Linked DNA regions of Homo sapiens: region 2 is linked to region 1. Evidence: chromatin contacts called from ENCODE Hi-C or POLR2A ChIA-PET data. All regions are on one chromosome and are shown on one strand. Each heading gives the region's core, a stretch centred on a gene start or an enhancer-like site at or near the end of the contact. The rest is flanking DNA. Distances are from core to core; before and after follow the strand shown. Region 1 overlaps NGEF (neuronal guanine nucleotide exchange factor). Region 2 overlaps INPP5D (inositol polyphosphate-5-phosphatase D).

Evidence for each region. A loop is a pair of places that touch in the nucleus more often than their neighbours do. ChIA-PET counts read pairs that join two places held with the same protein, here RNA polymerase II (POLR2A). Pooled maps may share reads with other maps.
Region 2: a pooled map shows a loop between it and region 1 (2.8-fold over the local background). The contact joins two enhancer-like sites. A Hi-C loop is called at or near these places in 1 of 50 pooled maps. POLR2A ChIA-PET finds 5 or more read pairs at or near these places in 2 of 52 experiments (Panc1 and naive thymus-derived CD4-positive, alpha-beta T cell).

Annotation. Positions count from the first base shown.
Region 1 is chr2:232,952,839-232,958,398 of GRCh38, forward strand. The region is part of intron 3 of NGEF (neuronal guanine nucleotide exchange factor); the gene reads right to left. Among named protein-coding and RNA genes, the nearest start is that of NGEF, 58 kb to the right of the region's middle. RefSeq lists an enhancer at 5,315-5,404. Within about 2 kb of position 3,138, at least 3 of the 41 ENCODE cell types and tissues checked have a DNase peak (open chromatin) inside an H3K27ac peak, as active enhancers do.
Region 2 is chr2:233,121,585-233,127,144 of GRCh38, forward strand. It overlaps INPP5D (inositol polyphosphate-5-phosphatase D), which reads left to right. Exons shown (of 27, transcript NM_001017915.3): 3 at 523-673; 4 at 4,161-4,335. Among named protein-coding and RNA genes, the nearest start is that of INPP5D, 64 kb to the left of the region's middle. RefSeq lists enhancers at 957-1,457, 2,594-3,141, 3,142-3,688. Within about 2 kb of position 3,232, at least 6 of the 41 ENCODE cell types and tissues checked have a DNase peak (open chromatin) inside an H3K27ac peak, as active enhancers do.

The DNA.
Region 1 (5,560 bases), core at 1,888-4,387:
GTCACCTGTAATCCCAGCTACTCCAGAGGCTGAGGCAGGAGAATCACTTGAACCCGGAGGCAGAGGTTGCAGTGAGCCGAGATCGCACAACTGCACTCCAACAAGAGTGCAGACAAGAGTGAGACAGCCCTCAAAAAAAAAAAAAAAAAAAAAAAAAAAACAACAAAAAAGCAAAGTGATTGGGGCCAGGCGCAGTGGCTCACGCCTGTAATCCCAGCACTTTGGGAGGCCAAGGTGGGCAGATCACGAGGTCAGATGTTCGAGACCAGCCTGACCAAGATGGTGAAACCCTGTCTCTACTAAAAATACAAAAATTAGCCAGGTGTGGTGGCGCGTGCCTGTAATCCTAGCTAGTGGGGAGACTGAAGCAGGAGAATCGCTGAAACCCAGGAGGCAGAAGTTGCAAGGAACTGAGATCACACAACTGCACTTCAGCCTGGGTTACAGAGCGAGACTCTGTGTCAAAAAAAAAAAAAAAAAAAGAAAAAGAAAGAAAAAAAGGGAAAGAGAGAAAGAAAGAAAGAAAGAGAGAGAGAGAAAAGTGACCAGTGTGTCTGCCTGTTGATATTGTTCAGTTTTAATAAATGAGACAGCTACTCCTACACAACCAACATGCTCAAAAAATAAAAAAAAAAGCCAGAAGATAGTTGACTTACATTCTTTTTTTTTTTAAAAAAAAAAGAAAAAGTTTAACATACATTGTTGATGACACTGATATACATTCCTTTATGAAAATTAGGAAATGGGATCAAAATCTTCTGTATCCTGGCTGCCTGCCTAGGGGGAGATCTGCCCAGAGCCGGGGTCTTCTCCCAGAAAAGCAGTTCTGGTGCTCCAGGATGTATGCGGTTTCTTCTATGGAGCATAACTGAGGTGACTGGGGCCCGGGAGCGTTTTCCAGGAGGAACGCAGAGGGGCCACAAAACTAAGGTCCAGGAATAGGCCCCTGGAACACCAGCTTTGGTGCACTGGAGCTTCCTGGGAAGCTGCCGGGGAAGCGGTGGCTAAATGTCTCCTTGAGCCACCAGATAAGACATTTTCTGATAGAAACCGGCACTCAGGACAGTGGAGGTGATTGATAAGTATTTGTTAAATGAATGAACTCATAAATGAATGACACCTCAAGTTTGCAGGGGTGAAGCATTTGCCAAAAATAACAATTTTTGTTTTAGAGCCACTAACTATAAAAAAATCCTTTCTTCCTATTGGCGTGAGGATAACAGAGCCGAATGTCTACCGAGGGAGCTGTGTTGAGAGTCAGGGCTGCAGTGTCAGGCAGTTCAGGGTGTGCACTGTCCAACTACGGGGGTATCTTTTACATAGATGACCCTGTGAATGGAGCCCTCTCAAGCTGGGCCCTGGAATCACACCCTTGACTTAAAGGAGGGTGCTTTATTCTATTCTCTCTGACAGGGGAGGTGGGTATCCAGGCTTTCATTCATTCATTAACTGTCTTAGGCCTGGGGATATGACAGTGAATAAGATACCAGCCCAGCCCTGGAGTTATTGTCTAATAGAAAAGATGGATAAGTTGCCAGAAAATGACATTTTAATCTAGGTGATGAGATATTGTAGGATGCTGTGGGAGCTTAAGAGAGGAGTTCCAGCCGGGCGCAGTGGCTCACACCTGTAATCCCAGCATTTTGGGAGGCTGAGGCAGGCGGATCGTGAAATCAGGAGATCGAGACCATCCTGGCTAACACGGTGAAACGCCGTCTCTACTAAAAATACAAAAAATTAGCCAGGCGTGGTGGCAGGTGCCTGTAGTCCCAGCTACTCGGGAGGCTGAGGCAGGACAATGGAGTGAACCTGGGAGGCAGAGCTTGCAGTGAGCCGAGATCACGCCACTGCACTCCAGCCTGGGTGATAGAGCGAGACTCCGTCTCAAAAGAAAAAAAAAAAAAAGAGAGGAGCTCCTAATGCCATCTGAGGCAGGAAGCATGAAGGAAGGGTGGCAGGTTGAGGAAGGCTTTGCAGAAGAAGCTAAATGAGAACTGAAGGATGAATAGAAACTATCCAGGCACCAGTGTGGGTGGGGGAACAGCAGGTGCAAAGGGCCTGTGGTGAGGACACTTTCCAACCATCGAGACATAGTAACAGGTCACGCACGTTGGGGGCCGATCACTGTTCTCAGCACTTTACGGATAACAGCTTACTTTTTCTTCGTAATACGCCTATTCATATTCTAACTCTCCCCAACTTAAGATGAGGACACTGAGGCAGAGAAAGCCGAAATAACCTGCCTAAGGTCAAGTCTGGGAGTCTCCCTCCAGAGCTTGCAGTCTTTTTTCCTTCAAGATATTAATTGTTTTTTACATTTTAAAAGAATACTGAAAATTGCAAGTAAAGTACAGTACAAATAACTTTTTAGAAACTTTTCCTGAGCCGTTGGAGGGTCAGCTGCCGACCTGACATCCCATCATCCCCAAATACTTCAGTGTGTATTTTCTAGACCAAGACTAGCTCCTATATAACCCAAACACAACCATCAAAACCAGGAAGTCAGCTTTGAAATAGTATCACCAATGACCCTCAGACTCCATTCAGCTTTTTGCTATTGTCTGCTATGATGTCCTTTAGAGTAAAAAGACCCAGTCTAGGATCATCATGGCAGCCTGCTGATCAGCTCTTTGCTGTCCTTAAACTGGGAGCAGTTCTTCAGTCTTTGCTTGTTTTTGTTTGTTGGCTGGTTGGTTTGTTTTTGAGACAGAATCTCGCTCTGTTGCCCAGGCTGGAGTGCAGTGGTGCGATCTCACCGCAGCCTCCACCTTCTGAGTTCAAGCAATTCTTGTGCCTCAGCCTCCCGAGTAGCTGGGATTACAGGCATGTGCCACCACATCTGGCTAATTTTTGTACTTGTAGTAGAGACGGGGTTTCACCATGTTGGCCAGGCTGGTCCTGAACTCCTGACCTCAAGTGATCCACTCGCCTCGGCCTCCCACAGTGCTGGGATTATAGGCGTGAGCCACCAAGCAGGACCTTTGCTTGGTTTTGTGACTCTGACACTCGTGAAGATTTCAGACCAATATATTTTGCAGAATGTTTCTCAATTGGGACTTCTCTGGTGTTTTCTAATATTAGATGAAGGGTTTGCATCTTGGGCTGGCTACCTTGTTAGTTTGGCGTGTTTTTGAATTTTGCAGAAATGAAACTGTATTGTACATATCCTTCCTCAATCTCCCCCAAACGTGACTGCAGTTTAGCATGTGCTTGTATGTGCTGGACCCTGTCTACTGTGTTTGCTGGTTTCAGACGCCGCTCCTTTCCTTGTAAATATGAGGTAATTGAGGCTTGAGGAGAGCAAAGATTTATTTACCCGAGGCCACATGCTGCTATAAAGAGGATCCAGGGCTCAACCACTCTGAGTGGTTGTCCCTGAAGGGACCTGGCTGGGCCCTGCTAAGGTCAGAACAGGTGGGGTTTTGAGAGAATTTGAGAGAAACAAGCTTATGGGTCCATCAGTCCCTGCTTTCACCACCTCCCCAGAGCCAGCCCATAAGGTAAACATCTTACATTAAGAATTCAAAAGAATTAGAAAAAGATTTGGCTGCAATATAAGATTGTGACTAACAGAAGAAACAGTTAACTAATATTATCCATAAAGTATTGATAGAACCAATAAAATAGGAGTTTAAGAACCAGAATTAGGCTGGGCACAGTGGCTCACACCTGTAATCCCAGCACTTTGGGAGGCCGAGGTGGGCGGATACCTGAGGTCAGGAGTTCGAGACCAGCCTGGCCAACATGGCGAAACTCCGTCTCTACTAAAAATACGAAAAGTAGCTGGGGATGATGGCAGGTGCCTGTAATCCCAGCTACTTGGGAGGCTGAGGCAGGAGAATTGCTCAATCGCTCAAACCCAGGAGGTGGAGGTTGCAGTGAGCTGAGATGCTGAGATTGTGCCACTGCACTCCAGTCTGGGCGACAGAGCAAGACTCCATCTAAAAAAAAAAAAAAAAAAAAAAAAAAATTAGGTTACTGAAAAGTTACAGTTATAAACAGTCAAGTAAACAAAATAAAAGCGCATAAGAAGGACAATGGCTAAAAAGAAATAGGAAATAAAACAGTAAATCCAAGACCAACCCTGCCCCAGAAGCTTAGGAATTTAAATAGGAAGATAAAAAGAGAATTAAAGGGGGAAAAAAGATTTGGCATTAAGAATTAAAGCCAGAAGTGCTGAATTTTAATAGTGGTAATTATGATAAAGCTAAAACACAAAGGGAGAACATTTAAAAGGTGATTAAAATAGAAAATAAGAAGGAAGGTAAAAGGGCAAAGTAAGGAAGATTGAAAATTAAAAGAATAAGTACGATAAGCTAGAATAACCAAAATAAGGCAAAATAAATCTAAATGGGCAATTTAACAAGGGAGAAGATGTCAAGAGTTTAAAAACTAAAGATGTAATTACAGGTAGAGAAAATCCACAGTTCAAGCTCAGGCCCCCAGAGCCTGTTGTTGCTGTTATTATTATTATTACTACTACTAATAATTATTATTATTTTGAGATGGAGTCTCACTCTGTCTCCCAGGCTGGGGTGCAGTGGCGCAATCTGGACTCACTGCAACCTCTGCCTCCCAGGTTCAAACAATTCTCCTGCCTCAGCCTCCCAAGTAGCTGGGATTACAGGCACCCGCCACCACACCAGGCTAATTTTTGTATTTTTAGTAGAGACAGAGTTTTGCCATGTTAGCCAGGGTGGTCTTGAACTCCTGACCTCAGGTGATCTGCCCGCCTCGGTCTCCCAAAGTGCTGGGATTACAGGTGTCAGCAACCATGCCCAGCTCAGTTATTACTAATATTAATGTTAAATGTGAAAGTAGTCATAAGTCCCAGAGACAGTCCATGTGATCCCATAAGATCTGAGTCACATGCAAGTTTCTGCACCTGTCTGGTCACCTCTGGGTGTGGGCCTCTGCCCAGGAGGGGAGGGAGAGCTGGGACTGTGTCCTCCTCCAGTGTCACACCTAGAACCACCTGCCCTGCAGCCCAGTCATCTCTCCATGGAGAGGTGTGGGATATGCCCCTTCAACTTCTCAAAGGGGAAAAACATTTAGAACTGCTGAAAATAAGATAGAGCTGTCAAAAGTATATGAAATTAGCTGCATAAACTGTGAAACATAAGTCACAGTTATATTTGTTCTGAGACAGTGTAAAAATAGAAACGGTTTCACAGATAGAAAATTCAAACCTCTCTTCAGTCACCGTGTCCAAGTAGCCTGAGATCCTTCCGATGCTCTAGTGTCCTTTGTTTTGCAGAACTAGGAGGCCAGTGATGGGACCTCAGCTAGCACCCAAGCGAGGGATGCCAGAGAGGAAACTAATTTATGATGCTCCATTTGTATTTTTATTGCTGAGGGTACTTGGTCTCCTATATTACTAGGGGAGGTGGAGAAATGGGTTATCACCAAAAGGCAGCCGGGCAGGAAAACCCCTCTGAGGTAGAGATACTGTACTTCTGCTAGAGCTGCACGGAGTGTTCATCTATCCTGGTGACATTGTGACCTCTTTGCAAGAGCCTTGGTCTGCACAGTCCCAGGATACTTCTGGACCAGTCTGCAC
Region 2 (5,560 bases), core at 1,982-4,481, 170 kb after region 1:
GGCTCACTGCAACCTCTGCCTCCCAGGTTCAAGTGATTCTCCTGTCTCAGCCTCCTGAGTAGCTGGGATTACAGGCACCTGCCACCACGCCCGGCTAATTTTTGTATTCTTTTTTTTTGTTAGCAGAGATGGGGTTTCATCGTGTTGGCCAGGCTGGTCTCAAACTCCTGACCTCAGGTGATCCACCTGCCTCAGCCTCCCAAAGTGCTGGGATTACAGGTGTGAGCCACCGTGCCTGGCCCAAAAACACTTTTAAAAATAAAAGTTTTTTAAAAACGGAAAGAAAAACAGATCTTAGGAACGATCCTCTGTGTGCCTTTTGCAGAAGGGCCCTTGGCAGCTGCTGGTTGCAGGATGTGAGGTGTGGGCATGAGGGTCACACACCCTGCGTAGGAGCCCAAGGCTTTTCCTGGATCGCAGTCACTCCCTCCGCCTCGCTGGTCTCTGCTGCAGTTGGCCTTTGTGGTTGGCTGACATTCTAGTTGGTTAACATGTGCGTTTGTTTGGATGTTCTGTCCTCAGGCATCCGAAGGCGTCTCCATGAGGTTCTTCACCAAGCTGGACCAGCTCATCGAGTTTTACAAGAAGGAAAACATGGGGCTGGTGACCCATCTGCAATACCCTGTGCCGCTGGAGGAAGAGGACACAGGCGACGACCCTGAGGAGGACACAGGTAGGGAGGGAGGGACAGGACGGCAGGAGGTACTTTTGGGAACTTGCCCTGCACCCACCTTGAGTGCTTGTAGACTAGGTGAGTCCTATTATCAGAGGGAGATTGTTGGCGTGGGGGTTAAGGACAAGTTAGGAACACAGGCTCTCTGGTCAGGCAGACATGGGTTAAAATTCCTCCTCCCCAGCTTATTAGCCAGGTGACCTTGGGGAAATTACCTGACCTCTCTGAATCACAGACTTCTCTTTAAAGAGACAGTAAAATAAGGCTGGGCTTGCTGGCTCACGCCTGTAACCCCAGAACTTTGGGAGGCCGAGGTGGGAGGATCGCTTGAGGCCAGGAGTTTGAGACCCTTCTGGGCAACATAGGCAATCCTGTGTCTACAAAAAGCTTTTTAAAAAATTTATTCAGGCATGGTGGCTCAGGCCTGTAGTCCTAGCTACTCGGGAGGCCGAGGCAGGAGGATCCCTTGAGTCCAGGAGTTCAAGGTTGCAGTGAGCCATGATTGCACCACTGCACTCTAGCCTGGGTGACAGAAAGAGACCTTGTCTAAGAAAAAAAAAGAGAGAGAGAGAAAGAGACAGTAAAGACTGAACTTCCTCTGCTTCACTTGACTAGCCTTTAAAAAGACAGAGAGAGAGAATAACGATAGTACCTGCCTCTCATGGTATCTCAAGGATCAAATGAGTTGAGAAATGTAGCACCCAGAGCCTGGTACATATTCATAGTAAGCACTCCATAAATGCAGCTACGGTCATTAGCATGATTACAATCTGCTGAATTTCACTGAGAGGAGAGTGAAGGAGGAGACCCTTGCACCTAACTGGAAGGATGAGGAAGGTGTTTCTTTATGTCATCATTAAAAGGGGGAGGGGGAAATACAACCCCTAAAAATATGTTGAAAAAAATGTACAGTCCCAGCCAGGTGCAGTGGCTCACGCCTGTAATCCCAACACTTTGGGAAACAGAGGCGGGCAGATCACGAGGTCAGGAGATCGAGACCATCCTGGCCAACATGGCGAAACCTTATCTCTACTAAAAATACAAAAATTAGCCAGGTGTGGTGGTACGCGCCTGTAGTTCCAGCTACTTGGGAGGCTGAGGCAGAAGAATCGCTTGAACCCAGGAGGTGGAGGTTGCAGTGAGCCAAGATCGCACCACTGAACTCCAGCCTGGCAACAGAGGGAGACTCCGTCTCAAAAAAAAAAAAAAAAATTATACAGTCCCTAAAAAGTGTGTGAGACTAAGGGTGCCCTTTACAGCATAGGGACAAAGACCAATAGAGCAACAGTCAGATGGAGAAAGTCTTGCAGAGAAGGAGCTTACCTGGGGATGCCCCACTTTTCCCCTCAAGGATTTACTGAGAATATACCTAAGGGAATAGAAATCATTTTGTTACAAAGACACATATGTGTATGTTCATTGCAGCACTATTTGCAATAGCAAAGACATGGAATCAGCCTAAATGCCCATCAGTGATGACTGGATAAAGAAAATGTTGTATATATACACCATGGAATACTATGCAGCCAGTAAAAAGAACGAGATCATGTCCTTTGCAGGAACATGGATGGAGCTGGAGGTCATTATCCTTAGCAAACTAACACAAGAACAGAAAACCAAATACCACGTGTTCTCACTTAAGTGGGAGATAAATGATGAAAACACATGGACACAAAGAGGGGAACAGCACACACTGGAGCCTACCTGAGGGGGTGGGAGGAGGGACAGGATCAGAAATAACTATTGGGTACTAGGCTTAATACCAGGATGATGAAATAATCTGTACAACAAACCCCATGACATAAGTTTACTTATGTAACAAACCTGCACAGGTACCCCTGAACTTAAAATACAAGTTTTTTTTTTTTTTTAAAGGCTTATTTCCTAAAAGAAAACCATGAGATACCTAACCGGGCCCCTCAGTTGGCCAGGGCTCTTCCTGAATTCCAGCAGGTGGAGACTACCAGGTCCCCCAGGCTCTCCCCGAAGAGAGGAGAGATTTGTCCACAGACGCTGAGACCCTTGCCTGGCTCCTGCCTGTTCTGGGGGCTTGCTGCAGGCATCCTTTTTCTCCCTCACCTGTGGGCTGGCTTGTGGGCCACCAGGGCCCCCTGCTCCCTCCCACCCTCATGGAAACACACTTTTCATGGTTGTGCAGCTGTTCGTTTCCAAAAGGACCGCAGCTCCATGGAGGCTGAAAGGGTCCCAGGCAGGCCCTGTCCCTTTTGGCCTCCCTGGTCTGAGTGAGCACTGCCCTCTGGAATCAGGAAGGTCAGGCTGTGGAAGAACTAGGGCTGACCTGTCCCATTGTGAGCCCAAGGTCACTCACCAGCACCGCGCCCTGGCTGCACCTGAACAGCTGCCCCCAGGCGCCCAGGGCCATGCTGAGAAGCTGTTCTGCAGAAACGCCCTCCACACTAAACACCCTCACTCCCCTCGGGCTGCCCATCCCAGCTAGTTGGGCCCCTCTGGGCATGGCTGTCTGGAGGAAGATCCCGACAAGTTTCTGTGAGGGCTGAAAAAAGAACCTCAGTCTCATGACTGCTGGCTTCACTTCCGCAAACGAGGTCGCCCAGTTGTCGGCTCGAACCAGAGCAATGCGACATGAGGCCCGCGCAGTCCAAGAGGTCTGTTTGGGCCCAGGGCCTCTTGAGGCACCGCCAGACCGTGGAGCTCGAAGCAGACTCCTAGTTGTCTTCAGAACCCCAGACAGAGGAAGTGAAGGGCCTGTTCTCTAAAGAGGAGGTCCCCCGGGGCCCACTGTGGTTGGGCCAGAGGCAGCCGCTCTGTGTGGGAAGAGGCTCAGACAGAGCTCTGGACCCTCCATTCGTGTACGTACAGAATGAACCTTCTCCTAAAGGCGATGGGTGGGCTCCCACCTCCCAGGCCAAGTTCAAGTCATTTGTTGAATGTCTCTGAGTGAAGGGAACCCCCTCGCTTTCTTTTATGTGTTTCTGAGAGTCTGGGGGAGGAGAGAAGGAAGGACAGAGGCTGGAGAGAGGGGACCAGGGAGAGAGGGAGAGGGGCAGTGTGGCTAGGCCTGCCTGTCTCCTTACCCCTGGTCCCCTTCCATGGTTTTGGCCTATTCTGGGAACTGGGCCTCTGCCTAGCCCAGGGCTCAGCCATCATGAGACAGGTGTCTCAGCCCCTGAAAGTCTGAGAGCCAGACTCATCCTGCTCACCTGCCTGCTGCTGTGGGCTTAGTCCATCCAAGGTCAGCAGCCCTGCAGGCCTTCCAGACCCTCCATGGAGCAAGGCCTTTTGGCCCTGGCAGGTGTTTGCTGATGGCCACAGTGGGGCAGACACTGCACTAGCCAGGGCCCTGTGGCAGGAGGCTCTCCCTCCAGGAGGGAGTCAGCGAGGGACACGGGGACGCAGATGGAGATCAATAACGTGGGTGTCGTGGCCTGGACCCCATGGGGCTGCGGTGAAGGCCGGGTTGTGCGCACAGTGTCCTCACCAATGGCCTTCCTGCTGTTCTCTCCAGTAGAAAGTGTCGTGTCTCCACCCGAGCTGCCCCCAAGAAACATCCCGCTGACTGCCAGCTCCTGTGAGGCCAAGGAGGTTCCTTTTTCAAACGAGAATCCCCGAGCGACCGAGACCAGCCGGCCGAGCCTCTCCGAGACATTGTTCCAGCGACTGCAAAGCATGGACACCAGTGGGTGAGTCCCCACTCAAGTCCAGCTGGGCCTTCATCTGCAGTGAGCCCAGCCAGGGCAGGGCTGGATGGCTTGGGTTTCGATCCTAGTTATGGGCCTGGTGACCAGAGGGAGATGGGGAGGTCTCCAGAGAAGAGTGCTTGTCATCTTGCACCCCAGAGGCCTTTGCACCATTGGCTTCAAGAAGGCCAGGGGCATGGGCCTTAACAGGAAAAGTGCTCCACGGGGGTGGGGGAGCACTCCGTCTCCAGGCACGGCCCGGCATAGTGTGGGCACTCACTGGATATGTGCTACATTAATTAATAAGTTAGTACCTGGTAATCTCCATGCCTTAGTAAATATAACTTTTTGTTTCTTTGTGAGAAACGCTCCATTGCCCCCCAAAGAAATCCTAATGACAGGGCTGAAGCCGCATTTCCAACTTGAAGGATCCATCTGAGGCTGCCAGGGCTGCCCTCCTCCTACTCTCTCACTTGGCAAAATATGAAGTAGATGCCGATGGGACACATACGCCACCGGGTTGCTATGATACTTGGCGTGTTCCTATTTCCACCTGGACATACCCATTGGTTCTTCCCTGGGCTCTCCAGCCTGAATTCTGTGCACGCTCCTTGATTTATTTGTGCTATTTATCAAATAGCCGAATATCCAGTGTTGCTACTATGTTGATTGTCTCTATATATGTGTCTAAATAACAGATGCTTTGAAAGTATTCCACATAGGCCAGACGCGGTGGCTCATTCCTGTAATCTCAGCACTTTGGGAGGCCCAGGCGGGCAGATCACCTGAATCCAGGAGCTCAAGACCAGACTAACCAACATGGCAAAACCCCTTCTCCACTAAAAATACAAAAATTAGCTGGGCATGGTGGCGGGCGCCTATAATCCCAGCTATTCGGGAGGCTGAGGGAGGAGAATAGCTTGAACCTGGGAAGCAGAGGTTGCAGTGAACCAAAATTGCGCCACTGCACTCCAGCCTGGGCAACAAGAGAAAAACTGCGTCTAAAAAAAAAAAAAATTCCACATCGAGCCCATTGTTTAGTTCCCCAGGGTTTCCATTTCTTCCCAGGTTTGGATGCTGAGTGCAGTAAACTGGATGGGGAAGAGTCGGGGAGGCCCCATGGTTCCACCTGCTGACCTCTCCTACTAAGGCTCGTACACCTCCCGCCAACTCCATCTCCTCCTCATCAGCCCCTCCATCCTGGTTATGGGGTTCTGCCTCAGTGGGA